Linked DNA regions of Mus musculus: regions 2 and 3 are each linked to region 1. A link is a loop called in an ENCODE intact Hi-C map of the cell type or tissue named here. Cell type or tissue: heart. All regions are shown on one strand. Each heading gives the region's core, and the rest is flanking DNA. Links, peaks and the distances in the headings are about the cores only.

What was found. Peaks named below come from ENCODE experiments on the same cell type or tissue, not always from the same donor. Only the 100,000 strongest peaks of a DNase experiment are listed, where the experiment ranks them.
Region 2: a loop joins it to region 1, with 2.2 times the contacts of the local background. A loop is called at or near these places in 27 of 42 quality-filtered maps.
Region 3: a loop joins it to region 1, with 1.9 times the contacts of the local background. A loop is called at or near these places in 7 of 42 quality-filtered maps.

The regions. Positions count from the first base shown.
Region 1 is chr3:94,435,502-94,445,983 of GRCm38, reverse strand. It overlaps Mrpl9 (mitochondrial ribosomal protein L9), which reads right to left and starts at 2,648. Exons shown (of 7, transcript NM_030116.2): 1 at 2,490-2,648; 2 at 2,169-2,325; 3 at 1,273-1,397; 4 at 1,033-1,083. The coding sequence starts at 2,633. It overlaps Oaz3 (ornithine decarboxylase antizyme 3), which reads left to right and starts at 9,333. Exons shown (of 5, transcript NM_016901.3): 1 at 9,333-9,596; 2 at 9,859-10,028. The coding sequence starts at 9,430. In heart, for the core only: a CTCF peak has its summit at 4,594 (motif pointing left); a DNase peak (open chromatin) is centred at 2,673; H3K4me3 peaks cover 991 bases; H3K27ac peaks cover 960 bases; H3K27me3 peaks cover 801 bases.
Region 2 is chr3:94,361,168-94,371,649 of GRCm38, reverse strand. Gm38411 (a long non-coding RNA gene) reads left to right here and starts at 627. Exons shown (of 3, transcript XR_867461.1): 1 at 627-1,821; 2 at 2,802-4,725; 3 at 4,993-6,115. It overlaps C2cd4d (C2 calcium-dependent domain containing 4D), which reads right to left and starts at 9,206. Exons shown (of 2, transcript NM_001136117.1): 1 at 9,112-9,206; 2 at 7,083-8,303. The coding sequence starts at 8,221. The coding sequence ends at 7,196. In heart, for the core only: a CTCF peak has its summit at 4,689 (motif pointing left); a DNase peak (open chromatin) is centred at 4,699; H3K27me3 peaks cover 1,985 bases.
Region 3 is chr3:94,843,863-94,854,344 of GRCm38, reverse strand. It overlaps Pogz (pogo transposable element with ZNF domain), which reads right to left. Exons shown (of 19, transcript NM_172683.4): 2 at 271-395. The coding sequence starts at 394. Among named protein-coding and RNA genes, the nearest start is that of Pogz, 12 kb to the right of the region's middle. In heart, for the core only: a CTCF peak has its summit at 4,804 (motif pointing right); no DNase peak of the experiment used is centred there.

The DNA of each region.
Region 1 (10,482 bases), core at 2,183-7,182:
CTGTAGACCAGGCTGACCTCCAGCTCAAGAGATCTACCTACATCTGCCTCCCAAGTGCCGAGATTAAAGGCGTGCGCCACCATGCCTGGCCCCGCTGTGTATTTTCTACTATTACACTATATAAACCTTTACTTTAGGTAGACTGGAGTATCTTCATTGTTAAAATATGCCCTTGAGCTGTTGGCAGGTGTGTGTATAACACACACAAGGCCTAGCTTTGCTCCCCAGCATCCACAATGACCTTTGCAGCATATGTCTACAATCACACCAACTGAAGGGCAGAGTAAGGAGAATTAGGTTAGGGCTGGCCTTGGCTATATACAGAGTTCAGGGCCAGCTATGGCCATATAAGATCCCCTATTTCAAATAAGCATACCTTAAATATTCACTTATACTGCCTAGATTGCCTCAAACCTACTAATTCCAAGGGCCTTATTTACTACTACAAGAAAAAAGTACCCCTCCCCTCTTACCCCCCAGCACCTCCAGACCCTCTTTCCAGCTGTCTATCAAGTGACTCCTACTTTACTGCCTTTAGTTTGCTGACTACCTTCTCCTGTGTGTCTACAGTTCTCTCTCCAACTTATTTGAAAATATTCCCAAAAGGCAGAGTCTTTATCTTATATTTTCCCATAGATCTTGCTTCCTGGATTGGGACTCCCTCAAAAGCTAGGGCATTTTTTGCACCCCCCCCCCCAAAATCCCAGGCTCTGAGTATTTCAAATGGAAGAAATGAACAAATTAAAAAATTGGCACATTTTCTTAAAGGAAGTAAAAAAGCAGCCAGCTGTGGTGTCCAACGCCCTTAATCCCAGCACTTGGGAGGCAGAGGCAGGCAGATGTACAGAGCTAGTTCCAGTACACTGTACCCAACACAGCAGTTCCAGAGGACTCCATACCAGCTACACAGAGCATCAGCCACAATACTACTTTAGCTCATCCTTGTGTGTAACAATAAGCAGACGTGAAGGCCATCAGGGACTCAGGAGGGCGATGACCTCCATGAGGAATCAATAAAAACTTCCTACTCACCGCCTCTCCTGCCTTTGTCTGGATCTTCTCCAGTTTTCCTTCGCGTCTCAGCTGAAAGAGATGAAACTGAGTAGAAGCAATGCGCCACACTGAGTAATTACAGCCCAGCTGTGCTGGGAACTGGTGGGCTTCTGGGTTCTAGCTGTTACTTCATCTTTGAATTAAACAACAAAAGGAAGGACTTCCTAGCAGGTACCTTAAAGTTTTATTTTTCCAAACCCCTTGGTCCTTTGAGCTCACCGATTTCTCCTCTTCAAACAGCTTCCTATTTTCAGGAGAAGCATACACTGCCAGTCCCTGAGAAAGGAGCTTGTTACGACCCACAGATTTCTTCACTGAGACCAGATCACCCCGGACTCCAATTTCTGTCAATGAGAACGGGAATGGCAGATGAAATCTCTGCAGGCTATGGAAAAGATGATCATGGGATCAGCCACAGGTAAAGGCTGTGCCTTAGTGTACTCAGGCCTTGGGGTACATCTCCAGCATCACCAAAAGGGAGGGGCATAGAAAAGAGACAGCCCTTACTTTCTCACAGTTTTTATTCTTCCTTACAAACACCACCACCACCACCACCGTCAATTTACTAGGGCAGGTTATAAGGTCCAGTCGTTAAAGTGCCAGCTGCATAGAGGATCTGAGTTTGGATATTGTCCATAACCTTAGCACTGAGGGGAGGTAATACCTACATCCCTGGGGGCTCAACTCATGCCCTGTATCAAATAAGGTGGACCTTTGGCGCCCCCCTTCTTTCTCTTTCTCTCTCTCTCTCTCTCTCTCTCTCTCTCTCTCTCTCTCACACACACACACACACACACACACACACACACACACACACACCATGCATTTATTAGGAACTACACTTGTCACACGTCTAGCTTAAAAACTGGTGCAGACTGAGCTGTTCAATCAAAGAATGTCACTGTTTGTGCTGCGAACTGTTAGGCTTCTCTTTACACAGTTAACAATATTGCACACACGTTTTAATTTTCCGTGACTTTTTTTTTCTCACCAGAACCACAAAGTAGTAAAAACAAAGCAACAAAAGAGAGGCAGGAAGCGGTTAACGTCAAACAAGAGCAGGGGACAGAGGACAGGGACAGGGGAAGGGGTCAGTACCTGGGCCCAAGCCTTACCGTCCACAGACTGCGTGAGGATGAGCTCCAAGTTGTCTTTGGGCCGGTGTTTCGTGTCCTCCACCAACTTATACACGCGGTGACGCCGGTGCAGGTGCGGCTTTCGGCCCTCCCCGGCGAGCGGCACCTTCCACCAGCGCTCCACGATGACCGTGCTCTGGTGGTCAGGGAGGCTGGGGTGAGCGAGTGTCCGCAGAGAACAACCCGCCACCCCGCCGGCGTCCCCAGGAAAGTCTGCCCCCCAGCCCCGCAGTCTGAGTCTGGCACGAACGACACTCCTGTCCCCCACCGTGTAGGACCCAAGCCCCAGCCGGCCCTCACCTGATAATGAGAGAGACTGAAGTCACGCCCCGGGGTACTCCCTTCAATTCGCGGCCGGAATAGCTCCCGGATGCCTCCTTGACGCAGCCAAGCAGCACCTGCCCACCACAGAGTCCTAACCCCGGGAGCCACAGAGGCCGCCATGACAGCGGAGCGGACAGGCGGAAGAAGGACCCCGCGCATGCGCAGCTGCGCCTCTGGGCTGCCCGCGGCGCGCCTGAGTGGTATAGATATAGGCTGCGCTGAGACCTGGGCATGGGGAGTGGGAGAGTTGCCGCAACCCCGCCTTGCACGCCGACGATAGGACAGCGGAGAGAACTGCTTTTTTTTTTTTTTGTCACCACTTTCCACAGAGCTTTGCGTGGACCGACAGTGGAAAACGTACTTTTTTTTTTTTTTTTTTTTTTTTTTGGCTTCACTTTTAAAAAAAGAGGCGGAGGGGGCTTGGCGCACCCTGTAATCTTCCTGCAGGACAAGTTCAAGCTAATCTGGTTTACATCTCAAGCTCTAGGCCAGCCAGGGCTACATAGCGAGACCAATAATAATAATTAACTGGTGAGGAGGAGGATTTTTATCCATAAAAACCAATGATAACAATATAAGTGGTTTGGTTTAGTTCTAGGTACTGGGATCACTTCTAATTTTGACATGCTATAATTTCTGAACACTAAAATATGGATGTCACTCTCAATTTTCCCTTGAATCTTTCTAAAAGTAGTCGAAGGATGGGATCCTCTAAAAACTCTGCAACTTTCCATGATATTGTTACTATTGTATTTAAGCTAATATTTAAAGAGTTGCAGGAGACAAACTGTAGAGAAAAAGAAACTACTGTTAGGCACAAGCAGGTCCTTCTGTGGAGTCTTTGTGCTTAATAGATGGTTATAAAATGAGGGTCTATAAAGGAGTGTGGAAAGATGTGCTACACTCCATTTTATGTGCACTTACATAGACTGACCTACACGCATTTCCTTGGTATTCAGGACAAGTCTTCAACAGTCTTTTAATTGTTTGCACCCAGCACTCAGTATGTGGAATTTCATTCTTTTTAGTATCCAGTGTCTTGATGCTCTCAGTTCACCTTATGGCTAACCGCTATTTATATGCCAGTGATGTCCAAATTCTTATCCTAGGCTCCCACAAACTTCACATTGGAATACCCAACTTCTTATTCATCATCATCTTATATGTCTAACAGACATTTAAAACGTAATGTATGCCCCATTCTTTATAAACTGCCCTACCTGCAGGTGTTCCTGTTACAGCTGATGAGAATTCCATTTTGTTGTTTTGTTTTCCTCCATTCTTTGAAACATCTTATTATTTTAAAATTTTTACACGTTTGTATATTTGAGATTATATAATTTTACCCTTTTTCTCCTTCTAACCCCTCTCCTCCTCTCTCAGATTCATGGACTCTTTCCCCTTGTTATTTATATTTGTGTTTATACATTCTTAAATATATAAATATAATCTGCTCAGTCTGTACATTCTTACTTGTACGTATGTATGTTTTCAGGGCTGATCATTTCGTATTGGGTAACCAACTGGTGTGCTCTTCCCTGGGGAAGATTATTTCTCCTGTTCTCAGCATTCTTTTCTTGCCTGTAGCTCTTTGTCTAGGGTTGAGGCCTTGTGAGCTTTTTCCTTTCTCATTAGTATATTAGTATATTAGTGTCCTCCTTGTTCAGGTCTTGTTTAGGTAGCAATGTTGGTAAGAATTCACAGATGTAGCGCCCCTGACATTTTTAGGAGACACAATCTCATAGCAAACTTCCTGTTCCTCTACTTCATAGAATTGTTCTGCCTCCTCTTCTACAACAATCCCTAAACTTGAGATGCAGGTATATTATAGATGTATCAGTTGGGAGTGCGTTTCACAACTCTCCGTTTTGATGGTTGTAGTTTCTGTAACGATGTCCACTTGTTACAAAGATGTTTCCTTGATGAGTGGCAAGAACTACACTTATCTGTGGGAAGAAGGATAACGTTTTAGAATGTAGTTAGAGATTATGCTGGTTTAGTAGGGTGGTAGTTATAGGTTCTCCTCCAAGATCCATGACCTCACTAGGCAGGAACATCTTAAGTTTCCAGAAACAGGCATGACTTCCCTCTTGTGGAGAGGTCCTGAAGTACAATTAGAGCGTTGTTGGTTACTGTCAAGGTAGTATGCATGCTGCTGGTTACTGTTGTGGTTGGTAGGCATCATAGCTAGGTAGGACTATCAGTTGCTTTCTTCCTTTAGCACCATGAAAACTAGTTCCCAAGGAGGAGGCTTTCAGCTCAGAACTACCTCTGATCCTCTGAGTGCTGAGCACATTTTTAAAAGCTTCTTTATTTCACAAGGCATCAGGAAAACCCTATATGTTCTTAAATAATTACGCTAAATAATTAAAACATATAGAATATATATCACATGTAGAACACTAACGAGGTCAAGGAAAAGTGAGAAAAAAGGGAAAGTGAAAAGAGAAATAAAAAGGAAAGAAGACAGGAAATGTTTAAAATCTAAGAGGCAGAGCTGGAAAGATGGTTCACTGGGTAAATTGCTCGTATGCAGCTCTGATAAACTGGGTTAGAGTCCCACAACACACAAAACCCCCTAAAGCCAGATGAAGTAACTTGAGTCCATTGAGTCTGTAATCTCAACCTCAGCATTACTATGGTGATAGGAGATAGAGACAAGAGAACTGACCAGAAGCTTAAATTCACAGTGTAGCAGCAGATAGAACAAGAGCCTTTGGTTTAAAAACAAGGTGAAAGGAAAGAATAGACTACTTGGAAAAGCTGTCCTCTGACTTCCACATACACATGCATAGGAATTAAGTTAAAAGGATCCATGTGGCAGGCTGGCATGGTGGTGCCGGTCTTTAATCCCTGCAGAGGCAGGAGGATCGAGCTCTCTCTCCCAAATCTAAGTGGTAACACTTTTTTTTTTTTTTTTTTTAGAACAAAAGGTATATTGGAAAGAGGCAGGAGACTACCTTGTTGCATCTCTATTCTACCATAAAATCATACTGACTTTATTTGGTTGACTGTTTGTTTCAAGCCCTGGCTGGAAGGTACCTGTCACACCCATGTCTTCCTCTTTGCTGTCTTGGTGAAACAGCTGATGGAGGGCTCCAGCTACCTGCTCCTTATTGGCCAGACAAGTGGGGAGGCTGACATGGGATGGCTTTCTGACTAAACAGGTAGTTCAGCCTGCTACCATGCACAACCATAGCATCCGATTGGAACAAAAGTGGACACTGTGTGAGGAAAATTTGCATCAATGAGACAGAAGAGGATTTACTCTCTTACCTTCTGGTTGAGGTCACCAAGGATGTTATTGGGGGTCACTCGTACCCCAGTGTTTTCACACTGACACAGAAAAGTGTACACAGAGCTAAGTAGTAAGAGATCTTATTTGGAAGCAAAGTAAAGGCACAAGTTAGATGTACTACATGGAGCAGTGGGTCCTGAGCAAGCATGCAGTAGGAGTGCCTGGTTCCTGTTTAGGGCTTTCTTTCACGGGTTCAAGGAGAAAAACAGTTGATTGTGTGATTGTGATTGTGATTGTGTGTGTGTGTGGCTTGATGCCCCATTGTGGAGAACACATTATCTTTTTCTGTAGTAGTCACGGAATAAGAGATGTGTCCTACACAGTTTTATAGGATTTTCTTTCCTTAAGCCAGATGTAGCTTATGCTTGTAATCTCAGCACTTTGGAGGTAGAGGCAGGAAGATCCAAAGTTCAAAGCCATCCTCACCTACTCAGTTCTAGACTATTCTGGGCTGCATAAGACCATCTCCTCCTCCTCCTCCTCCTCCTCCTCCTCCTCCTCCTCCTCCTCCTCCTCCTCCTCCTCCTCCTCCTCCTCCTCCTCCTTTTTCGGTTTTTCGAGACAAGGTTTCTCTGTGTAGCCCTGGCTGTCCTGGAACTCACTCTTTAGACCAGGGTGGCCTCAAACTCAGAAATCTGTTTGCCTCTGCCTCCCGAGTGCTGGGATTAAAGGCGTGCGCCACCACTGCCCAGTTTCTGCTTCTGCTTCCTCTTCCTCCTCCTTCTTCTTTTTAAATTGTTTATTTAGTTTATGTATATGAGTACACTGCAGTTATCTTCAGACACACTAGAAGAGGGTCGGATCCCATTACAGATGGTTGTGAGCCACCATGTAGTTACTGGGATTTGAACTCAGGACCTCGGGAAGAGCAGTCAGTGCTCTTAACCACTGAGCCACCTCTCCAGTCCCTGGCTTCTTCTTTTTTTATTAGATATTTTCTTTATTTACATTTCAAATGTTATCCCCTTTCCTAGTTTCCCCTCTAAAAAATCCCCTATTCCCTCCTCCCTCCCCCTGCTTCACAACCCACCCACTCCCACTTCCTGGCCCTGGCATTCCCCTACATTGGGGCGCAGAACCTTTACAGGACCAAGGGCCTCTCCTCCCATTGATGACCAACTAGGCCATCCTCTGCTATATATGCAGCTAGAGACATGAGTCTCACCATGTGATTTCTTTGATTAGTGGTTTAGTCCCAGGGAGCTCTGGGAGTACTGGTTAGTTCATATTGTTGTTCCTCCTATGGAGCTGCAAAGACCATAACTTCTTTTTAAAAAATCTTTTAATTTTTTTTTTTCATTTGAGACATGTATCTGACCCAAAATTAACCTCAACCTCCAATTCTTGTCCTGTCTCAGCCTCCAGAGTGCTGGGATAATAGATGTGCACTACTAAAGATCATTTTAAGAGTCATATCTAGTCACTCTTTCATGTAAAAGACCGCTCAATCACTTCCCCTTTACGCAAAAGAAAAAGCCCATAGATTGGTGTAGGTTGTAATGTACTATAGCTATACTTACTGCCCCATTCACCTACAGTAGCTGCCTTCCTGTTGATAACAACAGACACACCTTTAGCATTTGAAGGGGCTGTTGCTTTTGACTAGGATAGTCCTTATCCTTAGACATTAGCTTCGTTAACAGTCTATTTATTAGTATTGTTGTTGTTATTGAGATAGGGTGTTTCTGTGTAGCCTTGGCTATCCTGCAGTTCACTATGTAAACCAGAAAGCCCCCTGTCTACACCTGACTGGCTGACAATCTTAACTCCCTTTGTCTTTGATTGATCATCTTTTCAGTGAGGCCTACATGGATCACCTGTACCAAAACCCTGCTGCATACCCCACACTTCTAATCCTTTTAGGGTTTTTGAGATAGGGTCTCAGAGTGTAGCTCTGGTTGGCCTGGAACTCATTATATAGACTAGGCTATCCTCAAAAGATCTACCTGCTTCTGCTTCCCAAGTGCTAAGATTAAAGGTGTGCCATCACACCTGGCTTGGCTCTTTTTTGTTTCCCCTTTAGCAGTTCTCTTCTGACATGCTTATTTCCTATATACTTACAAATATCTGGCTCTCTCACTTTAAATAGAGCAGAGATCTATAGTTCACACAGTGGTGCCTGGCTCATAGCAGGCCCTCCATAAATATTTAAATTGACGGTTAATAAATTTTAAGAGGCCTCAAACTGTTGGTTCTAGAACAAATTTTTCTCTCAATGCTAAATTTTATCAGTGTCTTAGGTTTTCTATTTCTGTGATAAAACACCATAAACAAAAACAACTTAGGGGGAAAAAGGTTTATATCATCTTAAAACTCTCAGGTTATACGCTTATCACTGAGGGAAGTCATGGCAGGAAATTGAGACTGGAACTGAAGGAGGGGCCATGGAGGAATATTGTTTATTACTTTGCCCTGCATGGCTTGTGCACCCTCAGGACCACCAGCTCAGGGGTGCATTACACACAGTGAGCTGAAACCTTCCACATGAATCACTCACTGCTTAAAATCCCCAGAGGCGTGTCCACAGGGAATTCTCAGTCCATGTTACCACTTCTTAGGTGACTCCAGCTTGTCTCAAGTTGAAATAAAATCAACCAGCACAATTGTTACCATATTCTTATGTGTGTATGTGTTAACTTATTATAGAATCTTTCTAGTTTCTGTTGAAAATTTTAAGATCTAGCAGAACTGATTCTGTGTCTGGCACAGCAACTTATTGCTGAGTTATGTTGGAGTGAGCTTTTTCCTGTTTTAATATATTGATTCTGTAACTACTAATTTCCACTGGTTGGGCCTGTTTGTGTGCTTGAAACAGGGTTTTGATATGTGGCCCTGTTCAGCCACAATCATGCTTCTGCAAACCAGGCTGGCTCCAGATGTTGAGCAATTCTGTCATCTCTGTCTCTTGACTGCTAGGATTAAGGATGTGTATAGCCTTAGAGTTTCCTAGAGGTGTTTAATTTGGGATTTCTACTCTATAAAGACAACCGAGAAAGTTCTGCACTTTGTAGTACTTATGTGCTATGGGGAGGGATGACTGCAAAAATAAAGAACTGCAAAAATAATTGCTAATCAGGTCAGTGTTGGAGCAGGGCCTTCGAAGCTTACTGTGACATTAGACACCAACTCTGTAGTTGCTGGACTTAGAAGTGTTCCAGAGGGAAGGCCAAGGTGGTAGGTACAAGAAGAGCTCCAGCAAGGCTGCTAGCCAACCAGTATATAAGATTTTTTTTTGTTTGTTTTTGTTTTTTTGGTGTTTTTGAGACAGGGTTTCTCGGTATAGCCCTGGCTGTCCTGGAACTCACTTTGTAGACAGACCAGGCTGGCCTCGAACTCAGAAATCTGCCTGCCTCTGCCTCCCGAGTGCTGGGATTAAAGGTGTGTGACACCACACCCGACTCAGTATATAACTTTTAAAGCATTTTAATTATTGCTATAGTTGTAAAGTATATACTAGTTGAATATGAACCTTGGTTAGTGGGAACTGCAGTGACATAAGCAAGTGACCTCATGTCTATGTCATAATGCCTGCCAGGTCACAATGGACAGGGTGGCTTGAACCTCTGCGACTTATCCGCTGAACCTCACTTTGCCGCAGGGAGGCACTGAACAGAGAAACTGCCTTGTAACAGGTCCCGCCCCTCTCTCTACTCCCTTTCTTATATCAAGAGGGGAAAAACACGGAACTATCTCTATCCATTCTGGTCACCATTCGCCTATTACCTCTACTGTTACAAATACCGGATCACCCTCCGGGAGAAGATGCTGCCTTGTTGTTACAAAAGGTACTTGTTTTCAACTTTAATTACATAAAGTATAAGGGAAATAAAACAACTTGAAAGAACTTGTTAAGTGGCAGGATAGAAGCCTAGCATGGATTTGTATAATTTTTCTATTTGGTTGGCCTGCAACCAATTCATAGGTAATATAGGAAACAGTGTTGGAAGACTGGTCCTGGGTAGCTGAAGTCAGGAAGCTACCTTTATAGTTCACATCTTCATCCCAGGCACTGAGATACACTAATTTGGGTCTTTCTTTTCCAACAAGCATCACTTACAAGGAACAGGAGGACCTGACTCTCCGGCCCCATTGCTGCCTCCCGTGCTCCTGCCTCCCGTGCTCCTGCCTCCAGTGCTCCTGAGTCCCTAGGAGGCCTCCAGGTGGGTAGGAGCACTGCACAGGAAAAAGACCACAGCCAGCTTAAAGAACTCTATTCAGTAAGTAAACTATGAACTGGTGATGTCACAGGGCAGCTCTGTGGTTTCTGAGAGAACATTAGCCAGTTGATAACCATAAAAATCAGAGTAGGTAGGACCCTGAGCTCATGTGTAAAATCTACTTGCTTTCTAGATGGATTCTGACCCAGAGATCTAAGTTATATAGCTGGTAGCCAACAGCAGGATAGGAAAAGTAGGTATAGCAGATTATCGTGGGACTTTAGGACATAAAGTACTTTAGAGACCTGACTGGTGGTAATTGGCCTGTAATCTCAGCTTCTTGAAAGGGCTGCCTAGACTACAGAGTGAGCAAAAGGCTAGCCTCAGCAAGTTAGCAAGACCTTATTCCCCAACTCTATGAAATAAAGCTGAGGAAATAGTATGAGCAAGATGACACCCTGAGCTTCCCAGTACTGGTCAGTACTCACAGGTATTTGACAGCGAGTAGAACTCA
Region 2 (10,482 bases), core at 1,758-6,757, 74 kb after region 1:
TAAGAGTCAGAGACAAAGATTAGGAGGAATAGCCGTTCTTAGCCCCAGGGAGACTGAAAAGTGTAGGGGTGTAGGGTGACTTTTGAGGGCCTTTGAGGCTTTGACTAGTCCTAAGTCCTTTATATGTATACATATATGTGTGTGTCTGTATAGGTGGGTGTGTGTACACGTGTGAGTGTGCATGTCTGTGGAGGATAGAGATTAAAATTTGATGTCTGCCTCAATTACCTTTTACCTTTTTGTTTTGTTTTGTTTTGTTTTGTTTTTTTGAGACAGGGTCTCCCATGGAACGGAGAACTCGCCATCTTGGTTAGCCAGATTGGCAAGTGATTTCTAGGGTTTCTACGACCCCATTGTTGAGACTACAAGTACCTACCTACCTATCTACCACTGTACCCATTTTGTGATGTGGGTTCTGGGGGATTAAACCTTGACCCTTGGGTAGGAGAGATGGCTCAGTGGTTAAGAGCACTGACTGCTCTTCCAGAGGTCCTGAGTTCAATTCCCAGCAACCACATGGTGGCTCACAACCATCTGTAATGGGATCTGATGCCCTCTTCTGGTGTGTCTGAAGAGAGTGATAGTGTGCTCATATACATAAAATAAATAAATCTTAAAAAACAAAAACCAAAAAACCAAAAAACCCCCCAAAACCCTTGACCCCAGTGTGTTTGTGGCAGTACTCCACTGACTAGGTCATCTCTGACTTCACGGTCTTTGGTGGTAAACAGGCCCATGTATACTGTTCTTCTCAAAACACAATGCCAATCTGGAGAGCTTTGAAAAGAGGCAAAGTGATGGCACCCCTACCTAGGAACAGAGTCAGAAAGAGGCTTCTGGAAAGGTTAGGGCACTCAAAGGATGGGGACCTTAATGGCCTGCCTCTATCCCAGAGCTATCCCCTCCTGCTCTTCTGTGCTCCTATCTGCCCATCACTGCTCAGTTTTCTGTGCCTCACCAGCTCGCTTTCATCTCCCTTAGTTATTGTTCTTCTTTCTTCTTTTCACTTATCTTTTTTTAATAGTATGGGTGTTTTGCCTGCATGTTTATTTGTGCACCATTTGTGTGTTTGGTTCACTATGCAGGAAAGAAAAAGATATCAGGTGCCCTGGAACTGGAGTCATACATGACTGTGAGCCACTGTGTGGATGCTGGGAATTGAACCTGGGTTCTTCTGGAAGAGCAGCCTGTGCTCTTAACTGCTGAACCCCGCCCCTCCTCTCATTTTCCTAGGGTGACCTCCAACTCACAACATTGCCTTGGGTGTGCTGGGGTTACAGACCTGCATCGCTGACCAGGTCCTTTTCTCTTGGTGATTATGGGTCTTAAGACCTTCCAGATGACCCCTCCCTCAAGCTAGAGGCACAGGGTGGAGGCCCCTAGGGATGCTTTCAGATGCCACACAGTATGGCAGTGGCAGACACTGCCTGGCACTGTCAGAATGACTGTGAGGGCTCAGGAAGCGACCGGGTCCTGGCTTGAGAGTGGCTTTCTTCTAAGCTACTCTTTCATTTCAGCATTCGAGACCTTCATTCCTACGTGTTGCTAAGATGATCTCACTCAGTAGTCCAAGATGGCCTTGAACATTCATGGCTATCCAGTTCCTTCAGCCTTCTGAGGGCTGGGATTACAGGCATCATCCTACCCAGCTTTTGGCCCTGCCTCCAGCATGGGGGGGTGGGTGATTAGGGTGGGGTTCCCTATTCAGACTGATACTGCCACCAGAGAGTTCTCTGTGCTTCCAGCTATCAGGAGATCACGCCCACAGGAGGAACTGTTCCAACAGCTTCAACTATTTGTTCCTCCCACAGTGGCCATAGGGTGAGTGTACAGCTGTCATCCAGTGTGACCTTGGGATTTACCGGGCTGGTAAAGCTCAGAGTAGGTTGTGGTGATTATGCCCCCTGGGTGTTCTTGCCTGACCCCCACCCCCACCCCCAGCTCCCCACCCCTGGCTTGCTGTAACCAAGGCTCTTTTCTGTAGGAACAGTGCTTTCTAAAGCAGAGCAGGGGCTATTTCCTCCTCAAATACATTCTTTTTTTTCTTTTTTTTTTTATTAGGTATTTTCCTCGTTTACATTTTCAATGCTATCCCAAAGGTCCCCCATACCCACCCCCCCCAATCCCCTACCCACCCACTCCCCCTTTTTGGCCCTGGCGTTCCCCTGTACTGGGGCACATAAAGTTTGCAAGTCCAATGGGCCTCTCTTTGCAGTGATGGCCAACTAGGCCATCTTTTGATACATATGCAGCTAAAGACAAGAGCTCCCGGGTACTGGTTAGTTCATATTGTTATTCCACCTATAGGGTTGCAGTTCCCTTTAGCTCCTTGGGTAATTTCTCTAGCTCCTCCATTGGGGGCCGTGTGACCCATCCAATAGCTGACTGTGATCATCCACTTCTACAAAACACCCATAGAAGGAGTTACAGAGACAAAATTTGGAGCTGTGACGAAAGGATGGACCATCTAGTGATTGCCATATGCAGGGATCCATCCCATAATCAGCTTCCAAATGCTGACACCATTGCATACACTAGCAAGATTTTGCTGAAAGGACCCAGATATAGCTCTCTCTTGTGAGACTATGCCGGGCCTAGCAAACTCAAATACATTCTTATGCAAGGAAGAGGCTGATAGGGATCAGAGAATCACTCTACCCCACGTGCCCAGTCCTCTTATCAGGCCCAGGAATCTCAAAGCAGGGGGCAAACAACCTGGAGGTGGGTGGTGGCGGCGGCTTGGAAATGGGGAGCAGTCACCAACTCTTCTTTCCCTTCCTCCCCACCCCTTAAAACCGCAGAAACCACTTAAAGCTCAGCACAGTCCTGTCCTTCCAGGGAGGACCCAAGGCAGCAGGTAAAAAGGAAACCTCTGGGGTTTGGGCAGCATGCAGAGGCTGGCTTGGCCCAGAGGGCGCCATCTTTCACTGGAGCCTCTCTACTGCAGTGCAGTAGAGACTACCTTTCTTTGAGCTTCAGGCTTACGGAGACTTCAACTCCCCAGAATGACTTGGGGAGTGGATGAAATCTTGGCCATTAAAAAAAAAAAAGACATTGCAAGCTCTTTGGCACATCCGTGGTTTCTGCATCCCCGTTGGTACCTATGTAGAGCCCCAGTATGGAGGAGTAGCGGGAAAGATGGACTTTAGCCCTACCCTGGAACTGCTTATAGCTCTCATTTCCCAATTAACACTGAGGTGGGACTGGAGGTGGGAGGATTGAAAATCAGGAGTGGAGGGCTGGAGATGGAGCCCGAGATTCAACCTACAGCACCTCATAACGTGACACGGTGGCAGGGCTTTACTGTATGTCTAGCCTTGGAAGGTAGAGGCTGGAAGAGCAGGAGGAGTTCACTGCCATCCTCAGCTGGGTAGGGAGTTTGAGGCTAGCCTGGGCTACATTAGAGTATGCCTCAAAAACAATTACGAGGAACAAAATTGGGAGGTCTGGTTTGGGGGACAAGGAAGACTTTAACAGTGTGGTTTGCTGGGTGTCACCCATGCGCCCTGAATCCTGTCACAGCTAAAAAGGGGGAGAACCATGGTGCTGACCTGCGTTGGTGGCAGTACTGTGCTAATGGCGGTACTTAGAGGCCTCAGCTCCTTGCACACAGGATGGGTTCTTAGGCTTCATTTGCTCCCATGGTATGTATCTGAGACTGGGGGACTCGGTGTACCTGTCTGAGCCCCGGGGGCTGGGAATGTGACAGAACATTTTTTTTGGGGGGAGGTGTTTTCTATCTCATAGACTCCCCAAATTCCTGGGCTGGGTTGTGGCAGAGGATGTTGGTATAGAGTCGCTGTTAGAAGCCTTCCTCACAGCCAAAGCCAATCCTCAGGCAAGTTTATTTAACCTCTCGGATCTCTTTCTGCCTTTGTGAACTGGTAATGCCTACTTTACCCAGTGGTGGTGAGATAAGACAGCGGGTAAAGTGCAAGGCCTGGTACAAAGTACACATGGCAGCTAAAAAAGTATTTCAGGCCCTCCCTCTCTTTTCCATTCCTGTAATTTTGCCTCCCTCCCCTTTCTTACTTTACTTTTCTCTACGGCCCATCGCCAGCTAGTTCTTTACTGATATTTGTTCATTTTCTGACTCACTTGATTCCTGCGTTTGTTTTCAAGCCTGCTGGCCCCAGTGCCTGGCATCCTATAGCACCCACCATTGCTGGAGGAACTGATGAAGGCGGGCAAACTGACCTATAGACATCCTTCCAGATACTTCCAAGTTGCATTGCTCACTAGGGATTGTTATGAAAGAACTTGAGGGCCGATGTACACACAGAGCACAGCACAGCACAGCACAGATAGAGCTTGGGGAGTGGGCGGACTTCTCAGAGTTCACAGGTTTAAGTGCGAAGTGCCAGGTTGTGAAGTGACTGAAGAGCTATTATCCCGGGAAGAAGAAACCCTTCAGGCTTTTAATACAGATTTTAGAAGTTACATTATATGTGTGTATTGGTCTCCTTCCACCAAGTGGATCTCTAGGATTAAACTCAAGACTGTCAGACTTCGTGACAAGTACCTTGAGTCATGTCACCTAGTTTTCTTCTTTATTATCTGTCTAAGGGCGAAGGTCATGTTGAATAACAACTGTACACTCACCTTAGAGGCAGTTGCCAGGAGGAACTAATGTTTGAAGCTGTCCATCCTACCCATTGATCAGGTTGCTGTCAGCACGGAGGATTGTTTGGTCAATGCTGCCATCTGGTGGACAACTGGAGCAAGGTTTCTTTGGCCTGGGGATTGGTGGTGGGAACCTAGTGGAGGTAGAAGGAGCTTGAGAAGGGTGACTTGTGTGTGTGTGTGTGTGTGTGTGTGTGTGTGTGTGTGTGTGTGTGTGTATGTGTAGCTGCCCCTGCTGAGATTTTTGTTAAGAAGAAGCAGGTCCTATACGGGGACAATTGGCACCATGGGAAGTGAGAAAGGCTAAGAGGAAGGAGGAAGTGGTCTAGGGCCTGCTGTGTACCTGCCTTTCTCTATCCCTCTTCCAAGTCTGGCAGGAGGAACAAGTTCCCAGGAAGGAAGAGGCAGAGAGAAGGTCACTGCTGACGTCAAGGGCTTTCAGGTAGGAGGTAAACACAAGATGACCCACTTTTATTCCACTGTCTTTCACCTTCATCTTCTGGCTGGAGTAGCCTTTTCTGGCATCCCTGATAACAGCACTCACTCCTTGATAGTATCCTCTGTCCCAGATCCCAGTCCCTATAATCCCAAGTACTTATGGGTACCCAAGCACTATTCTGTGCTTCTCCCCTGGCCCCCCAGCCCCTGTAGGGTGTCTGTATGTCTTGGAACTTGCTCTGTAGACTTGAACTCAGAAATCTTCTTGTCTCTGCCGCTGAGTGCTGGGATTAAATGTGTTTGCTAGCATACCTGGTTTACTCTTTGGTTCTTGACTCCAGCCATTCTTCCTGCTCCTGCACAGGTGCACAGGTGTATGGACTAGCCAGAGGGAGGCAGGAAGGGTTAAAGGGCACTGTGTGTTTAGTCTGTGCTCGCCTGGCTCACTCTTAAGGTTCAAAAATTTCATTTGTCTTTAGGACAAATATTGATCTAAGGGGTAGGAAAGGCCAGTTTCTTCTCTTCAGACACAGGGACCTTTAGGAGAGGGTGGCTTTCTGCTCTTGCTGGGGTGACACCAGGACTCAAGGGCTCTCTGAAAGCGCAGGGTTTTGTTAGACTCGAGGGACCTGTGATGGTTAGTTTTAATTGTCAACTTGACACAGTCTAGAATCTCTTGGGAAGAGAAAAGTCTAGATCATGTTGGCCTGTGGGTATGTCAGTGGGGGATTCTCTTGATTGCAATTACTTGATGTGGAAGACTGACCCACTGTAGGTGGTTCCATTCCCTGGCTTTGGGTCCTGGACTGTGGAGAAACTGAACTAAGTAAGCATTAGAAGCATGCATGCACACATTATGTTCATTTCTCTCTCTGATCTTTAATTTTTTGTTTTGTTTTTTGAGATAGAATTTCACTACACAGGCCTTGCTGGCCGGGAACTTGCTTTGTAGATCAAACTAGCTTCCAATTTTCAGAGAACTACCTGCCCCTGCCCTCCAGGTGCTAAGATTAGAGGCATGAGCCACCAAGCTCTGTTATTATTTTGTTCTTTTTTCCAGACAAAGTTTTTTTTTTCTCTTCTTTTTAAAAAACACATTTACTTATTGTGTATACAGCATTCTGCTTACATGTGTGCCTGCATGCCAGAAGGGGATCAGATCTCATTATAGATGGTTATGAGCCACCATGTGGTTGCTGGGAATTGAACTCAGGAAGAGCAGCAGCCAGTGCTCTTAACCTCTGAACCATCTCTCCAGCCCCAGATAAAGTTTCTTTCTGTTGCCTTGGTTATCCTAACTCACTCTTTAGACCAGACTGTCCTTGAACTCACAGAGATCCACCTGCCTCTGCTTGCCTCTGTATCTAGAGTGCTGAGATTAAAGGCATGTGCCACTCCCCCTGGGCATTACACACACACACACACACACACACACACACACACACACACGCACGCTCATATGCACGTACCCACCCACCTGACCTTTATAAGCCACAAGAGGGCATTAGATCCCCTGTAACTGTAGTTTGATAGGCAGTTATGAGCTGCCTGATGTGGGTGCTGGGAACTGAACTTGAGTCCTTTGCATTTAACCACTGAACCAGCTCTCCAGCTTGTATTGTCTCTCTCCCTGCTCCTCACTGTGGAAGTGACTAGCTGCTTCAAGTCCTGGCAATAACTTCTCCACAATGGTGTACTATCATCTAGAATTGTAAGCCAAATGAACCCTTTCTCCATAAAAGCTGCTTTTGTGTGTGTGTGTGTGTGTGTGTGTGTGTGTGTGTGTGTGTGATGGGGAGATAGTTTATCACAACAACGGAAATAAAGCTAAGACAGGCACCTAGAGCCAACTCAATCTAGGACTCTTGAAGCAGACTCGCTTGGGGATGGACTCTAGGCTCTCCATGTTTAACAAGCACTTCCAGGGATTCCGGGTCTCAAGCACTGCTTAAGGAAGGGCTGGGTGGAAAAGACTTGCTGCAAAGCCTAGAGTTTTTGGTGCCCACTGGAAAGCATGCAGCTAGAGACAAACTGATGTTTTATTAACAAAAATAAATACATGCCGGGCAGGTGGCAAGGATGAAGTCTGCAGACCCAGTGGAAACCTCCCAAGAAAGCTGTGGTGTCTATCAGTCTACAGGCTGAGATGAGTAGGTGCCAGGGAGGACCCAGGGCCTAGACCTCCAGCCAGTGGGGGCAGCAGGGCGATGAGGGGCGTCTCACATTCCCCCAGCAGCACGTCCCTGCGCAGCCCCGCGCCCCTGTCCAGCACTTTGGCCCTCAGACTGCGGACGGCCAGATCCGGCGGGCGCAGCCCCTCGAAGAAGAAGTCTTCGTTGAAGATAGGGTTGCAGCTGCTCTGGACCACCCGGCTCCGCTGAGCTCCAGGCCTAACGCGCGGCTGCAGCCGCAGAATCACGCAGCAGCCGCCGCCACCGCTCCCGGGGCGGGTCCGCGGCCGAGGCAGCCCCTCGGCGCTCACCAGGCGCAGCCTCAGCCGCCCGGGCCCCGCCTGGTACTCGGTGGACAGGCGCAGCTGCCCGCCGCGGGGCCCCAGGCGCAGCACGCTGTCCTTGGTCGGCCGCAGTTGGCAGCAGAGGAAGTCCAGGTGGAAGAGCGGTGGCGCACGGCGCGGCGCGTACGGACTAGTGTCCGCCGAGCTGGCCTCGTCGGGGGACAGGGACTGCGGCCTGGGCGTGTGCGGGGAGCCGCAGGGCGAGGAGTCCGGCGACGAGGCCGTGTCGCTGTCTGGGGCCCGGCAGAGGCGGAGGTCGGGGGCCGAGACGTGCAGCCGTGACTGCGCCGGGGCCAGGCCTGCAGCCAGGCCGCGCGGCCCGTGGAACAAGGACTCGCGGCGACGCGTGTGCGGGCTCTCGGGCAGGAAGGCCCAGCCCTCGCGGCCCGCCAGGTGCGGCAGCGAGCAGGCCACCGGGAGGTTCCGGCCGCCCGGGTTGCGGTCCACCCTGCCCTCGGCGCCTCTTGGGTCCCGGAGCCGAGGCGGTATGAAGAACTGTGGGATGCGGTCGGGGGTGAGGACATTAGGGTTGCAGCGCGAGGGCGAGCCCCGGGCCTGGCGCTTGGGGACCAGGCTGGGGTGCGCCTGCAGCGCCCGGGCCTCTGCGGTCCGTACCCTATAACCGGCTTTCTCCAAGAGCCACATGCAGTGGGTGGGGGTAAAGGAACACCGAGGCGGAGAAGGTCCAAGTTCAGCCTCCCGGCTGGAGGCTCTGGCCTGAGGTGCGCTGAGAGAACAGAAGAGGATGCGAATCGATGCTGCTGCGGAGAGCAAACACTTAGCTGTCTGCCTCTGTGGCCTTGTCCCCACACTCATGGGGCACGAGTCTGGCATATATAAGCAGGTAAAAGAACAGGTGAAGTCTGGAAACTGGAGAAATGGATTACGAGACCAGACAGAAGGTTTTTTCAGAGTCTGGAGATGGCTCAATGGTTAAGAGCACTTGTTGGTCCAGCAGAAGCTGTGGCTCCCAGCACCCCTATGGTAATTCACACTCATCCACAACTCCAGTTCCAAGGGATCCAACGCCCTCTTCTGACCTCTGCAGGCACCAGGCATGCACGTGGTGCACATACATACATACATACACACAGGCAAAACATTCACATAAAATACGTCTTAGAAATAATCTTAAAATGATTTTCAGAAGGAGGCCTTGTATGGCTAAGTATTTAGACTTCCTATTGCTAAGGATGTTCCACCCACTTCAGTGTTAGAGGGACTAACACCCGTACAACCTAAAGATTTGTAGTCACAATTACAGACCCAGATATTAATTCTGCTCATATATACTCTAGTTCCATAAGGTCACCACGGCCCTAAGTAGACTGGCTTTCTTGTCCTGCACCTAGAATCTGGTCTGGGGCCCTGGAAGCTCATTGCTTGTGCAGGCGGCTGTTGTGTTAGCTTCTCTGATTTGACTTATCTTTGGGCACTAGCCCCACCTAACTCTTGTCTCCTCCCCAAATCACGTTCACCTTCTCAAATTGCTCCTGAAAAGGACTCACTTCTGCTCCTGGCAGCCGGAAACACACCTGATTGCTGACCAGTAGACAAGCAGGGCCAGTCCAAGGAGATTCCCTTCTTTCGATGAGGCACAGACCCCCTCTCCCCTCCTCTTTATCCCTAGCTTCTCAGCCAGGCCGCAGCCACAGAGCAAGGCTGTAAGGCGGAGCTGAGCAGTTAGGCGGTTCCTCCTACTGTCCACTCTTTTTCCTTAGGAAACCTTAGAGCACAAAGGCACTATTGATTCTCTGCCACCCCCAGTGCAGGCCCAGGAAGGCTTCTTTGCAGTGAGCTCAGTGCACCCCTGCGTGGAATCACCATGAACAATGAAAGTGCCAGTAGTCTGCCAGGGACTCCTAGCCCGTATCTGGCTCAGTAATGCTCTAAGATTGTAGACCTTACCTATGGGCAGTCGCAGCTTCTGGCTGTAAAGAGTGCAGAACCGTAGGGGACCAGCTTTCTTTCTAGCTTGCTCCCCTAGCTCAGTGTTTCAGGGAGGAGCTGGCAGGGGCCTCTGCTGCCTACGTCTGACTTCTTTTCCTGGATAAACACGGGTCTGTCCCTCTGGCCTTCGACAAGACTTCTTTAACTCCTTCCTACAGTCAGAGCTGGATTTCCAGCAGCAGTCTGCTGGACCTGATCCCCTGCTGCTAAAGTTGGGGGAGTGGGGCAGAGAACAGACACTGTCATCAATGGCCAGTGGCTAGTTGTTGTCCCCACCATCCCCACCCCCACCCCACCCTTAGCCATACCCACACCCAGCATATCTTCCACTCCCAGCATATCTTCCACCCTTAGCCGTATCCACACCCAGCATATCTTCTACTCCTCTGGAGCCATCCCAGTAACTCCTCAACATCATGATTTTCAATGACTAGTTCCCTAAATTATATCCACCCCGTACCCCAAAAAGGGAAGAAATAGGTTCAGGATTTCTGGATATAAAGACACTAAGGACAGCTGGTTACAACAGTGAGGACCAGCTGACTTACATCCTCCATCTTTGGCAGGCTCTAGAAAGCATAGCTGGCCACTGGGCAGATGAGGTTATCAGTTTTGCTGGCACACCTGCCACCGTATTCCCTCAAAAACAGACTCTCCCTCCCTCCTTAGGATGGGCTGTTTCTCCTTTTATTCTTCCCCCATTGACAACTTTTCTCTTAATTAGAAATGCCTCCTGCTCCTATTTCCCAGTATCCTCACCCCTTTCCTTTATGCCATTAGTAAGTTTCTTCTGTTTATGTTTTCTTTTCCTTGTAGGTCAGCGTAAGTAGCCTGAAATTCTCTGTATAGTCCAGGGTAACCAGCACCCCAAGGGCAGGGACTACAGGTATAAACTATTATGTGATTATTGTTATTTTAATGTCTGTCCCTTCTTAGGATGTAAACATCACAGGGAC
Region 3 (10,482 bases), core at 2,694-7,693, 410 kb before region 1:
GCATCACAAGGCTAGTTTCAAACCCTATTGTATAACTGAAAATGACTTTGTGTTTGTGATTCTCCTGTCTCCACCTCCATTGCTTAGATTCCAGGTATGTCCCACCATCCCTAGCTTATGTAGCAATGGAGACAGAGCCTAGGCAAATACTACATAACTGAACAACACCCCCATCCCTCTCTCTGGATTCTTAAATTCTTTGTATCACATATTCTTCATAATTCAATGTAATTAATGTAAACAACCTAAGAACAAAGGAGCTTTAGTTACCGGAAGTAGTTTTATCCACAGAATTGTAATCTTCAACTACAGAGTCCTCAATGACATCACTGATTTTCTGCCATGGCTCCAGTTCCTCCTCCTCACATTCCATAAACAGGTCGGTGTCCGCCATGCTACAAAAAAATAAAATTAGTAAGATACTGACCTAGAATTGGAGAAATAATTTTATACTAAATATGAAACATTTATTTGTTAGAAAAGGATCTCATTCTGTAAAATAGGCTGGCCTGGCACTTATGGTTTCTGACTCCTGGCAATCATTCTGCCCCAGCTGGCTAACTGCTGGAACAGCGTGAGCCACCATATCCAGCTGCAATCAAGCTATCCTTCTATATCACTGGACCAGAGAAACTATTTTTATTCTTGAATATTAATCCTTTCCATGGTAAATTCTTTAATAATTGGCTTATATAAGTTGAAGGTATAATACTAAGAGGGTTCGGGTAAAGTACATGCAATAGCATTGCAAGGATAGGGCTGGAACTGTTGTATCTGTTACAGTTTTCCAGTCACTACTGACACCGTTTAGCATTACTTTATTTACTTATTGTATACATGTATACAGATGTGTGTGCCATAGCACACATAAGGTTAGAGGACAGCCTGCAGGATCGATCCTCTCCGACCATAAAGGTCTCAGGAATCAAACTCAAGATGTCAGGCTTGGCAGCAGCACTTTTATCTAAGCCATCGAGCCAGCCCAATACTTTTTTTTTTTTTGAGACTTACTATGTAGACCTAGTTGGCCTTGAACTCACAGAAAACTACAGGCTTCAATCTCCCAAGTGAGGAATTAAAGGCAGCAATGGTTGAAAGGGACAAGCAGGGAGGAGCTAGGAAGATGGGAAGGACCTGAGTTCAGACCCCAGAACCAACATACAAAACAAAAGCCCCAAACAAAAAAGCAAACAGATGAACCACTAGGTGTGGTGGTGAGGTGCTTTAAATCAGAGCACTCGGGAAGGGAGGAAACAGGCTGATCCCGACACCTCACTGAGCAGCCAGCCTAGACTGCCCGAAACAGCAGCTCAGGGTCAGTGAGGACCTTGTCTTGTCTATGGAAAGCAACAGGGAAATCCCTAACATCAACTCTTGCCTTACACACACATACACACACACACACACACACACACACACACACACACACACACACACTCTCTCTCTCTCCCCCTCTCTCTCACACACACACACACACACTCTCTCTCTCTTTCTCTCTCACACACACACTCATACTCTCTCTCTCTCTCTCTCTCTCTCTCTCTCTCTCTCTCTCTCTCTCTCTCACACACACACACACACACTCTTACACAAATGTTTTTTTGGAAAATTCCACAATGAAGCCCAATACTGTAAAAGCTAATTTTATACTTCTTCTAATAATGTGTTGGGTACAGTGCTTGCCAGCATATGCAATGGTCTCCAGCATACACACAAAACTGTCTAGTTAGTGATCGTGATGTTTAGGGTCTTTTGTTGGTGTTGCTTTGTTTTTGAGATAGAGTTTCACTATGTAGCCCTTGAAATCGATTGGTGGACCATGCTAGCCTTGAACTCACAGAAACATAACTATTTCTGCCTCTCAAGTTCATGTCTGACTCACTGGTTGTTATTGTTTTGGTTTTTCTGAGACAGGATGTCTCTATGTAGCCCTGAATGTCCTAGAACTATGTACACCAGCCTGCCCTTAATGCCAAACCTTGACTTCACAGTTTTGTCATCACTACACACTAGAATCATGAGAAGAATCTCAGTGAGGGACTGGCTATACTGGGTTGGCCGATGTATATGTCCTGGGAAACATTTTTACTTTATTTTTTTATTTCATTTTATGTATATGAGTATGTTTGCCTGCCTGTGTTACAAGATATTTGACTATTGTACATAGAAAACCCAATTGTTAGCAAAATATAAAAACTTCAATAGATACTGCATTTACATGTCAGACACAGTTAGTTACAAGTGTCCTGTAGCGGTGCAGTTTGAGTATTCATCTAAAAAACCTCTACAGACAAGAACACAAAAGAATGAAAAGTACCTGCCTATCTTAAAGCAAGTTGCTTGGGAGAGAGAGGTCTTGTGGTCTTGGCTCTATGATCTGAAGCAAAGTCAGCTAGATGGCCTAGAGCTACCCCACCAAGACAGGAAGTGGTTTGTCCCCTACTGTGGCTTGCCACACTAAGCTAGTGACATGGTTCAGCCTGCCAAGGGTGAAGTTTCTTTTATAAGCAATTGGACCTTTAATAGAGCTCTCTTGCCCGCCTGCCACCCCTTCCCCCCCCCCCTCTTTCTCCGCTTAGAAGAGCCTTTAGGAAAAGAGCTCCAGGTAAGAGATAAGAATTTCCTCTTTAGGTTTGTAGGAACAACAGAGAAACAGCTGCAGGCCACTGGTAAAATAATATTCTAGGAAAGAAAGCTAAGGAGTCCTCTTGGGTTTCAAAGAGCTCAAGAGAAAGGTAGACTAGACTAGTTAGGTACAATGACACAGATAGAAAGTGACTGCTAAAGAGCTAGTAATTTAGTTGTAGAATCAGGCTTGTAAATAGATAGTTTGTGTATAGTTCAGAAAACAAAGTTCCCTCACTGAGGTAGCAGGCTTTTAACTCCTGCTAGTTTATGCCTCCTGTCTCTTTACAGGTATAAATATTAGATAATTTAAATGGCTACATGTATGTCTGTGTATCACTTGTTTGCATTGAGCCCTTGGAGGCCAGAGGTGTCAGATGCCCCTAGAATTAGTTATAGATTGTTTTGAGCCTCATTGTGGACGCTGGTAATTGAACCCCAGACCTCTGGTTCCTAACTACTGAGTCATCTATCCAGCCCCTGACTGTTTTAATTAATTAAGTTAACTGACCCAGATCACTGTGGGTGTCACCATTTCCTAGACAGAGAGTGCTAAACTGTATAAGCTGAGAAAAACTGACTGACAGCAGTTAAGAGTTAGGGCTCTTCCAAGACCAGATTCAATTCTCAGCACTCACATGGCAGCTTACAACTGTCTGAAACTCCAGTTCCAGTGGATCTGGTACCCTTGCATAGACATACATGGAGGCAAGACATCAATGTACATAGAAATAAATATATGTTAAAAAAGGGAAAGAAAAACTGATCCGAACACAAGCAAGCAGGTGAGCATGTATATATCTATTTCTTTTCTATTCTTTTAAAAGATTTATTATATCTTATTATTATATTATAGCTATCTTCAGACACACCAGAAGAGGGTGTCAGATGTCATGTGGTTGTGAGCCACCATGTTGTTGCTGGGTTTTGAACTCAGGACCTTTGAAAGAGCAGTCAGTACTCTTAACCGCTGAGCCATCTCTCCAGCCCTTCTTTTCTGTTCTTGACTGTGGAAATGATGTAACTAGCTGTTTTAAGTTCCTGCCCTGACTTACCTGCAATGATAGATACACTATAACCTGGAATTGTAGCCTGAAATAAACCCTTTCCCACCTAAATACATTTTTAGAAGATTTACTTTTTAATCTGCATTAGCACCATATGTATACCTGGTGCCCACAGAAGTCAGAAGAAAGTCAGATTCTCTGGAACTGGAGTTATGGATGAGTGAACCACAACCTGAGTGCTGGGAACCAAATCCGAGTACACGACAAGAGCAGCAGTGCTCTAACACAGAGCCTCTCTCCAGCCCCTATGGAAACTGCTTTATGTCCAGATATTTTTATCACAATAGCAGGAAGGAAACTTGGACTGTGATACAGATTTTTCTTTAAACTTTGCATCTAAGGTAAGAACCCATCTATCTTACTTTAGTATTTCCTGTCTAGGAATTCTGCAAACTGCACTACCATGAGCAGCTGCTGTTGTGGCCTCCAATATGAGCTGAGAAGGGGTCAGTTTGTCTTGAATTGAAACTATTAACTATAGTTAAGAATTTTAGTTTCTTTAAAAACCCAGTTATGTTATGTTATGTGACTATGTTTTTGTTTTAATCCCAGGTATGAGGTATGGAACTGCTTCAGATTGTTCATAGCAGATAACTGATTTTGTCTCGTGCTCTGGCAAAGGCATGATTCTGCTAACTGAAGATAGTTCATATTTGAAATTCTGGGGACTTTTGAGAGGGTATAAAAATGCCAGAATCCAGAGGGCTGCTGCAGTTTGTCAAGTGGTCATGAGTAAAGAGATGGGAAGAAGTAATTGGATATTCTGACAATGAAGACTGACTGGACTTGCCCCCAAAGGAACTCGATGCCCCAATCAGCAGGAAGTAGTCTAAAGAGGTCTATACCCTGCCCCCATTTCCCCTCTAACCTTTTTTCTTAACTACCTAGTGTTGGGGTGGGGTGGGGTGGGGTGTGGAAGGGATTGAGGTGGAGAAGGGTGGTAGAAAGAGCCCAATAAAGTATGGATACAGTTACCTTCAGTGCTCACACAAAGCCCTCACTGCAAAGGTTATAGGTATCCTCAGAGTCCTGGAACTGCAAAAACCAGAACTACAACCAAACTACACTGTGTATCAACCTATAAACTTGACAGGTGTACTTCGGGCAATGCCCAATAGATGGCACTGTATCCTTTGTAATTGTAAAACATCTCACAAAGTCTCAAGAGTCAGGGACAACCAGGGGCTCAGTTTGGAAATCCATTTTAACTGGTAAAGCCCTTACCTTGACTCTAGGGGGCCTCTAACCATCAATTTTAATTATATATGTCTTTTCAAACCAAAACCTCAAAGGGAAAGCAAGAGCAAAGTACCTAAAGTATTACTTAAATTCTCTCATTCTGCTTAACATATACAGATATTAGACTATTAGACAATGTAGCCAGAAACTGAGTTACAGAAATTGAAAAACAAAACTACAGGACTATGTGAACACTCAGTGAGTAAAGACACCTTGCAACCAAGCCTGACAACCTCACTTCCATCTTCAGCATCCACACAGTAGAAGAGAACAAACTCCCACAAGCTCTCCTCTGACTTCCTCAGGCATGCTCTGACATGGGTCCAATTTAAAGGGGGGGGGGGATTCAAATAAACAACTGTATGCCATTGTTCTTTGCCATGTAACTTTATACATACACTACAACCTCTTCCAGTCAAGAATCCAGGAAAATGACAAGTACAATCTGGGTAGAAGTCTCTGCAGATGTTTAAAGGACACTGTTTCAGTGGTGACTAACTGAAAACCACCTCTCCAAACATAGACCAAGCAAGACACAGCTTTCTTTCTCTTTTTTTATTTTTTTGTTTTTTCTATCTAGGGTTTCTCTGTGTAGCCCTGGCTGTCTTGGAATTCACTCTGTAGACCGGGCTGGTCTTGAACTCAGAAATCCGCCTGCCTCTGCCTCCCAAGTGCTTTGATTAAAGGCGTGCACCACCACTGCTAGGCTTAGACACAGCTTTCTTTTTAAGTAGAACAATCTCAAAACAAATTGTGCTCTTCATACTATGCCTGTGAATACTTTACCAGTATATCCCAAAAGACTGATCTTTATATCAAGTATTTATAATCTTACTCCCCTTCCCCATCTTTTCCTCTAATCAGACAAGGTCTTGCTTTTTGCTCAGAGCTGGCCTCAAATTTGCAGTCCGCCCCTACCCCCCAACTTCCAAACCCTAGGGTTGCAGTCTGTACCACTAGGCTAGAATTCCCCTCCTCTTCTCTTCTCTTCTCTTCTCTTCTCTTCTCTTCTCTTCTCTTCTCTTCCCCTTCTCTTCCCCTTCTCTTCCCCTTCTCTTCCCCTTCTCTTCCCCTTCTCTTCCCCTCCCCTCCCCTCCCCTCCCCTCCCCCCCTCCCTCCCTCCCTCCCTCCCTCCCTCTCTCTCTCTCTCTCTCTCTCTCATTTTCTTCATTTACATTTCAAATGCTATCCCGAAAGTCCCCTATACCCCCCCTTTTCCCCAACCCACACACTCCCGCCTCCTGGCCCTGGCATTTCCCTGTACTAGGGCATATAATCTTCGCAAGACCAAGGACCTCTCCTCCCAGTGATAGCCAACTAGGCCATCTTCTGCTACATATGCAACTAGAGACACGAGCTCTGGGGGTACTGGTTAGTTCATATTGTTGTTCCTCCTATAGGGTTCCAGACTCCTTCAGCTTCTTGGGTACTTTCTCTAGCTCCTCCATTGGGGGTTCTGTGTTCCATCCAATAGATGACTGTGAGCATCCACTTCTGTATTTGCTAGGCACTGGCATAGCCTTTGAACTCCCTCTCTTAAGATACTCTAAATAACCAGGATACAGGATTTTTGATTTTGTGAAATAATGAATTTAAATGACATAATGTAAATGTAAGTCTTATTCTCCTGTATAACTGTCATCCCCAAGGCTTACTGCCTCAGCCTGCTAACTTAGGCCTAGTCCTGGAAGCTTCTAGCATTCATACAATCTAATCTAGATCTAGAATGTTTTCAGTCTCTGATTTCTGCTGAATAAGCGCACCCGTTCTTGTTCTTTCTGAACTCTAGCTGGCTGGCTCAAAGCTGTTCTGGTTCAAACTCCTCTCCAAGCTGACTGAATCTGGCTTCTGTCTTGGCCTCTTGACTGAATTGCCCTGCTTGGCCTTATACTGATTTTGGCAGTATGTTCTAGTCTTCTGGCTCCTTCTCATTCTCTGGCTTGTTCTGTCTTCCCCTATGTCTAGCTTGTTCTCTCTGCATCTTATCTCTCTCTAACTGTCCTGGTAAAGCCACCTTCTCCTTCTCCTCTGCTCCCTGGGGAGCTTCCTTTTCCTCTAACTGCTGAGCCATCTCTCCAGCCTCCTCGTCCTCTCTATTCTCATGAGAGCCAGTATATACTAGTCTGTCAAATCTTTCCCTGATCCATCTGATCCATCTTTGTCTGCCACTCAATTAGTCATCACTTTCAAACATGGTGCTTGCTTCCTTCTACAAACTAACTTTACCTTCATTGTCTGGGATTAAAGGGTCTGCCTGTATTCCAGCCAGAGGCATTAAATGTGTGTGCTAAGGGCTGAGCCTCACCACAATAGAAACAGATGGTTTCAGTAAATAGCACAATCTTGGGGTTTACAGTGTGATCAAATATCCTGCAACAACATAATTTTTCCAGCTGATTGAATTATGTTGTCTCTCTCAGGAAAAAGGCTTATTACTCAAAAACTGAAAAATGGGAATGCTAGATATTTAAAAGAACTTTTCCCCTCACTTTTTCAAAATGTAAAGAAAATTCAAGTTATTAGCAAAGTTTCTTTTTTTGATGTAGAAGGAATACAGAACTTCCTTCTGTAAGGCTGCTTAACCCAGTAATTGCTGACTGAGAGCATATTTTATACTTATTCCAAAATGTATCTGAAAGACAGTGAGGCCAAGATTTTCAAAACAGTCCTTGATTCGGACCTAAACTGGTATCTCAGAATGTGACCATTTCTTTCACTTAGCATGCAAATCGTCTAGCGTAAAAAGAGAGGCTTTAGAAGGAGTCAGAATAAATGACATTCTTGAGGAGGCCTAACCTTGCAGCACTCCAGTTTATCTTCAGGGCTGGGGTGAGAACTAGGTTAGGGTCAGCATGGGGAGAGGGAAACAGGATCCCTGGGGCCCCTGGGACAAGTAAGCCTAGCTTCTCAGGTGAGAGTCCTAACCCCACCCCCCACCCCCAAAAAAGACCCATGATGGACTGGGTCGGTGAGATGGCCAGTGCTTGAGAGTGCAGAATGCCTTCACAGAGCACTCAAGTTCAGTTTGCATATCCATGTCAGGTGGCTCATAACCAATGCCTCTGACCTCTGTGGGCACCTGTGCTCATGTGCACATGCCCACACATAGATACAGTTCAATCTTTCTTTTTTTTAAAGGCAAGGTGGTAGCAACTCCAGAAAGACAGCTAAGGTTGTCCTTCACACACACGCACATATACAAACAAGTCATATAACCACATCAAAAAACTTCAGCAATATGATAAAATGCTGCATTTAATAAAGATACTCACGGGGGCTGGAGAGATGGCTCAGCGGTTAAGAGCACTGACTGCTCTTCCGAAGGTCCTGAGTTCAAATCCCAGCAACCACATGGTGGCTCATAACTACCATGTAATAAGATCTGACGCCCTCTTCTGGTGTGTACAAAGACAGTTACAGTGTACTTAGAAATAATAATAAATAAATCTTAAAAAAAAAAGCCGGGTGGTGGTGGCGGCACACGCCTTTGATCCCAGTACTCGGGAGGCAGAGGCAGGTGGATTTCTTGAGTTCGAGGCCAGCCTGGTCTACAGAGTGAGTTCCAGGACAGCCAGGGCTACACAGAGAAACCCTGTCTTGAAAAACAAAACAAAAAACAAAAAACAAAAAAAAGGAAAAAAGAAAAAAAGAAAGATACTCACGAAAAATAAGCATTCTTTTCAATGATCCATGGTATATACTTCTTCACTGTTTGAGGGGCTTTTTGTTTGTCTTTTTAGACAGGGTCTCATTATGCAGTCCTGGCTGCTGTTCTAGAACTCAGTATATTAGACCAACCATGCTAGGCTTGAACTCTCAGAGCTTCACCTGCCTATACACCAGGAATGCTGGGATTAAAGGTGCGTACCACTACACATGGCACTATTGCTTATTAAAAAGAAAGTATTATCAAATGTGCAGCATTGAAAATGTACATTTGAGGGCTGGTGAGATGGCTCAGCAGGTAAGAAGAGCACTGACTGCTCTTCCTAAGATCCTGAGTTCAAATCCTACAACCACACGGTGGCTCACCACTATCCCTAATGAGATCTGACACCATCTTCTGGTGTGCCTAAAGACAGTTACAGTGTATTTACATACAATAATTAAATCATTGGGCTGGAGCGAGCAGAGGTCCTGAGTTCAATTCCCAGCAACCACATGATGGCTCACAACCATCTGAAACAGCTACAGTGTACTTATTAAAAAAAAAAAGCCCCTTAATTAAAAAAAGAAAAGAAAAAAGAAAAAGAAAAAGAATAAGAAAATATACATTTGCCAGGCAGTAGTGGTGTGCACCTATAATCCCAACACTTGGGAGGCAGAGTCAGGCAGACTGAGTACCAGGACAGCTTGGGCTACACAGAGATACCCTAACTCAAAACAAACAAAACTATCTATCATTCCACTTACACTAAAAATCTTTCTACACCAACGTTTTATGGGTAGGGGGACATCATGGTTGGAATAGGGTCTAAGTTGATCAGGCTGTCCAGTAGCCAGTCTCTTACTCATGGAGTCTTTGAACATGTGATCCCCCTGCATCAGCCTCCCTAGTAAGTGAAACTGACAGCTTGGGCCATGAGGAATAGCTTTTTTTCTTTCAAAATGGACTGTTTCATTAGTTTTCTCAAATTCACCTATAGATTCACCTATAAGCTTGTTCTTGCTCAGTAAACTATCATTATGATACCACAAATCAAACATATTTAATATTCTGGCCTATGCAACTCTCTCTATAATATTAAATGTCTTATTTTGGTCAGTGAGATGCCTTCTATTGATTCCCAAGTCTTTCAGAGGGAACTCAGATATGTATTATACAAATCATTGCTGTCTGACAGAGTATGCTAGGCTCATCTCACACATTTCCTGCCCCTGAACCTAGAACCAGCCATTTCTCCAAGGAACACAATTGGTGAGAGGCAAAATTCAAGACCATAACCTAGATGATAGCAGCCTCTCTGTTCATTCTGAAAATAAATAAACTGCCCCACTACTATTAGCTAGCTATCCTCTATTTTGCTCTGTCATCACAAAGAAAAATTCTATGCCCACAATATGTACTCTAAAATCTTAATCTCCTGAAAAATCTTACTTGAAATGCCCCCTTCTGATGAGTAACTACATCTCAGTAACTATTGTTCTCATTTTTTGTTCAATGCATGTGTAATGCATACATGTATCTGTGTGTCTGCTTCTTGTTTGAGTACGAATGGGTGTCATCCTTAGGAATGTCATCTACCTCCTTCCAAACAAGGTCTCTCATTGGCCTGGAGATAACAAATAGGCTACAGTGGCTGGCTATGGGCCTTAGGTGTAAATGTCACTTTTAGTTCTTCACATGAAGTGATGAGATGAGAGCTGTACCCAAACTACGTGAATACATGGCGTGGGCTGAGCCTAGAGCATCTCCTCTAATCTAACTATCCCTGACCTAGATCTGGAAGCTTCTAGGTTCTTCTGTACACTCTAATCTTCCTGAATGACTGAGTGCTCTGCCTGGTTGCCAATGGTGGCCAGTAGAGAGCATCAGATCCTCTGGAACTAG